Regions from separate parts of the Homo sapiens genome. Here region 2 is linked to region 1. Evidence: read pairs that join two places in POLR2A ChIA-PET (ENCODE). Cell type or tissue: GM12878. All regions are shown on one strand.

Region 1 (2,500 bases):
TTTCATGTCTAAACATAGAAATCCAACCTTGCAATCTAGTCTTCTGTCTCACTTTACTGACTTAGGAAGTGTAGGGGAAAAGGAAATTTATAAGAATAAGGCTTATGTTACATTCAGCCTCCCTTGAGTCACCAACCAATATTTATTGAGGCCCACCACGTTCATGACGTCATGCTGGGCGCCAGCCACAAGGCAGCAGGGGAGATAGACCTGCGCCCTGTGCTGCTTAGGCTGTGGGTGAGGTGGACTCGCTCCAGGAATTAAGGCACAGTCTGATATGTGCTACAGACACTGGGCTTGCCTTCACACCCTTTTCTTTTATTTTTTTTTTAAATCAAAATAAGGGAAGTGTATGCACTGAATGTAACACCTTTTCTGGGGCTGAAGAGAAGAATAGGTAATATTAGGTTTTCAAGATTGAAAATTCAAAAGGTATTAAAGAGTCTCAGTGAAACACCTTCTCATCCCTGCTCCCCATTTACCCTCCATATTTAAAGATAACCAGTGTCACCGGTTTCTTGTGTATATGAGAAATATTTTGTGTGTGTGTGCTCTGCCATGCCCCGTGCCCAAACCCACTTTTACACAAATTGATAGCATCCTGTTCACTTATCATTATACATAATCCCAACTTGTCCAAGTTGTCATGGGAAGCCTGTTTTAAATGAGAATTTTAAAGTTTTTAAAACACTCCCAGCAACACTTCATTGTATTCTCATCCTCAAATATTAAGAAATATTTTGCATCTATTATGTATAATATATTATGCTAGATGCAATTTTTTTGAAAAAAAAACTGCCCCTTTATTTAGAAAATGGATTACTTTCTCTTTATTTCTTGCATTTGTTTTTTCAAGAACAGAATTGTTTAAAGCAGTGGTTCTTAAATTTTGGTTGAAACTTTTTAGCTTGCGGTTTGTGTCACTGGAGAACTTAGTAAAAATGAGATTTCTAAAACTAAGACTAGACTCAGCTCTTTTCTCCAAGTCGTGTGTGTGTGTGTGTGTGTGTATTAAACTATATAATAGTGTGAATTTATCAGATCTGTAAAAAATATTTTTTAGGTCATCTTAAGGGTAACTAATGGTCCTGTCTCATTTCCCAGTCGGCCTCACTTCCGGGTAGAATTCTTTAGACGTACTGTGAATAAACTGTTTCTTTTCTTTTCTTTTTTTTTTTTTTTTTTAAGGACTGACAGAATTTTCAGGTCACAAAAGATTGAAGCCGAGATTCTGTAGTTCAAGTCTATTACTTGATTTTAAGTTCAATAATTGACATTGTGATTCAGATTTTGTTACAGTGCTCTTGCAAAAAAAGTTTTTTCTGTGTTTGCTTATAACAAAGACAGTCATAAATGACTAGTTTATCTTGTCAGGAAAATAGGAAATGGCCCCTTCCTTTCACCCCAATGTCAACTTAAAGATTGTAGTTTTATGCTGCATAGCAGGCAGACTCATTTAGGATTCCGTTTTCAGTTTCACATTGCATCTCATGATTCTCACATGACTACATCATAATACCTAATTGATTTTTTTCCAGATGTACATTGCTTGTGTTTGGAGTGTGGATCCTTTATATCCTCAAGTTAAATTATACTACTGAAGAATGTGACATGAAAAAAATGCATTATGTGGACCCTGACCATGTAAAGGTTAGATATCCCATTGGTGTGGTTTAAATGAAAACATTGCCAAGCATATGCTCAAACTATAATATCATTAGTCTACTGTGTGACAAATATATGTTAATAAAAGTTTGAACTCAGAGGGGAAAGCACTTAATCTCAGCACTCCAAAACCAAAGACAACCTTCTTCTAAAAACCCACCACTAACTACTCCACAGTATCCTTCTCCCATTTACTGCAGCTGGGGTGTGGGATGAGGTGGGCTCAACCCAACAGGCTCTAGGGCTCCTCTCCTGGAATTAATTTGCCCTGATGCTATAAAGTAAACAACAAAGAAATTCTTTCTTTTTTCTTTTCTCCCTTTTTTTTTTTTTGAGTCAGGGTCTCGCTCTGCACCCAGGGTTGAGTGCAGTGGCAAGAACACGGCCACCTCAGCCTTCTGAGTAGCTGGGACCACAGGTGTGCACCACCATGCCTGACTAATTTTTTTATTTTTTGTGGAGATGGGGTCTTGCCATGTTGCCCAGGCTGATCTTGAACTCCTAGGCTCAAGCTATCCTCCCGCCTTGGCCTCCCAAAGGTCGGGGATTACAGACATGAGCCACCATGCCTGGCCAGAAATTCTCTTAGTATCATCTGTCCTTCCTGTGTTTTATTTTTAATTTTAATGAATTCACATTGCATTGCAAGATTTTTCTTTCAGCTTACATTTATGTTTCCAAATCAAGTGACATATCAAATGCTTATGTCACTGATTATTTTAGTGGCTGGATTATCTGATAACATTTAGCCCAGGATGGAGGAAGAGATGATTTTAAATAAAGTAGCATGAGAGGGATGATAACTGACATGTATGGATGCTTTATATATATTATC
Region 2 (2,500 bases), 340 kb before region 1:
TGAAATAGACTCTACCAGCCAGGCACAGTGGCTCACGCCTGTAATCCCAGAACTTTCCAGCTACTTAGGAGGCTGAGGCAGGAGAATTGCTTGAACCCCGGAGGTGGAGGTTGCAGTGAGCTGAGAATGCACCACTGCACTCTGGCCTGGGCAACAGAGTGAGACTCCGTCTCAAAAAAAAACAAAAAACAAAAAACAAAAAAAACCCCACAAAGAAATATACTCTACCTATTAAGGATCACTGAGGTATGCCCACATGTCAGGTTTCTCTCAGATGTGGTAAGTCTGGGAGTGGAGGAAACAACTGGTGTCTGAATATGACTAAAACGTCCAGTGGACAATGCAGAAATAAGAGAGGCATTCTTGACACAGTTGCGGTAGGTTGAAGATGCCAAAATATTCAGGGGCCGTAGGATTCCTGTAAAGATAGGAGCATATATATTTAATACTCCAAAATATGCATCCAGATATTAAAAATTAAGAGATGTATCACTGCCACCAAGTATTAAACATAATTAACGTGCCCTGAGCATCAGACTCATCTGTGAAGCTTTTACCACCTTACTAAGGTATAACCATAAATTAATTACTGATTTTATGTATATAATTCAACAATTTTTGGAAAATTTAGAGAGCTGTGCAACCATCATCACAACCAAGTCGGATGTCTGCTAGCTCTATGTCCAGTACTAAGAAAAGAGATGTGTGTAACATTTATTCCCACCTCCCAGATCTTATACTCTGGTGAGACAGAATTCCCACACACAGTACAATGGCAGGTCAGGGATGCAAGAGCATGGACCCTTCCTGGAGAGACAAGAGTGGCGACAGAAAGATTCTCGAAGAAAAGAGAAGAGGCACTTGAGTTCTCTAGAAAGTGAGCAGGCCCTTAGAAGAGGAGGAGCACATTTCAGGTAGGACGAACAACATAAGCAAAGGCATGGGGACTGAAACAAATACAGGTGACCCTTGAACAACATGGGTTTGAACTGCACAGTGCCACTTACACACAGATTTTTTTCAAAAAAAGTTACACCGAGTATGCCTGCCTTTCCAGCCTCCCCTTCTAACTCCTCCACCTCTTCTTTCTCTGCAATCGCAGAGAGAGCAAAACCAACTCCTCCTCAGCCTACTCAATGTAAAGATGATGAAGACCTTTATGATGATCCACTTCCACTTAATGAACAGTAACCTATTTCTTTTCTTATGACTTTCTTTTCTCTAGCTTGTTTTATTGTTAAGAATACAGTATATAATACATATAACATGCAGGATATATGTTTTTAAAATTCTTTTTTTGAGGCAGGGTCTTACTCTGTGGCCCAGGCTGGAATGCAGTGGCACAATCATAGCTCACTGCAGCCTTGACCTCCTGGGCTCAATCTATCTTCCCACCTCAGCCTCCTAAGTAGCTGGGACTACAGCATGTGCCACCATGCCTAATTTTTGTAGAGACAGAATTTTGCCATGTTGCCCAGCCCAATCTTGAACTCCTGGGCTCAAGTGATCCACCTGCCTCAGCCTCCCAAAGTGTTAGGATTACAGGTGTGAGCCACCGTGCCCGGCCTCAGAATATATGTTAATCAATGGTTTATGTTATTGGTAAGGCTTCTGGCCAACAGTAGGCTATTAGTAATTAAGTTTTGGAGGAGCCAAAAGTTATACTTTTTTTCAACTTGATTTTCAACTGCTTGGGGTTGACACCCCACCTGCTGTATTGTTCCAGGGTCAACTGTACATGTATGGGTTGAGGACCAGACCTGCCTCAGAGGCTGAGACTGTTCGCCTGACTATCAGAGACGCCTGGGGAGAAGTAGTGGGCAGTGGGGTGGAACAGGTCAGAAGGCAGATTTCAGAGAGCCTAGATGTGTGGTCCGGATGCAGTCCTCTTATCAGTCCTTCCCACTATGGCCAGACTAATAGTTCATGGCTGCAAATCGGAATCACTCGTGGAGCTCCGACTCCACCCATAAATTCTGACTGAAGTCCAGTTTGGGACTCAAAATTGTGTGTTAAAAAAGTTCCGCAGGATGATGAAAATGTCCTCAGAACTTAAAGTATAAAAAAAAAAATGCACTAATACAAGACTAAAAAAAAAAAAAAAAGTCCTAAAGCTGGAATGTGGTAATGGTTGTACAGCTTGCTAAATTAATAAAAAAACATAAAGCTGTACACATAAAATGGGTAATTTTATGGCATGTAAATTCTACCTCAATAAAGTTGGTTAAGAAAAATACTCCAGCCAGGCATGGTGGCTCATGCCTGTAATCCTAGCACTTTGGGAGGCCGAGGCAGGCGGATCACCTGAGATCAGGAGTTCGAGACCAGCCTGACCAACATGGAGAAACCCCGTCTCTACTGAAAATACAAAATTAGCCGGGTGTGGTGGTGTGCGCCTATAATCCCAGCTACTCAGGAGGCTGAGGCAGGAAGATCACTTGAACCTGGGAGGAAGAGGGTGCAGTGAGCCGAGACTGCAACATTGCACTCCAGCCTCGGC

Evidence for each region. ChIA-PET counts read pairs that join two places held together with the same protein. Peaks named below come from ENCODE experiments on the same cell type or tissue, not always from the same donor. Only the 100,000 strongest peaks of a DNase experiment are listed, where the experiment ranks them.
Region 2: POLR2A ChIA-PET joins it to region 1 with 6 read pairs; 2 of 35 experiments call an interaction of 5 or more read pairs at or near these places.

The regions. Positions count from the first base shown.
Region 1 is chr2:85,860,331-85,862,830 of GRCh38, reverse strand. ST3GAL5 (ST3 beta-galactoside alpha-2,3-sialyltransferase 5) reads left to right here. Exons shown (of 7, transcript NM_003896.4): 3 at 1,539-1,650. Among named protein-coding and RNA genes, the nearest start is that of ST3GAL5, 27 kb to the left of the region's middle. RefSeq lists an enhancer at 1,455-1,534. In GM12878, no CTCF peak of the experiment used is centred here; a DNase peak (open chromatin) is centred at 1,460.
Region 2 is chr2:86,204,024-86,206,523 of GRCh38, reverse strand. MRPL35 (mitochondrial ribosomal protein L35) reads right to left here. Exons shown (of 4, transcript NM_016622.4): 2 at 229-418. Among named protein-coding and RNA genes, the nearest start is that of MRPL35, 5.8 kb to the right of the region's middle. In GM12878, no CTCF peak of the experiment used is centred here; no DNase peak of the experiment used is centred here.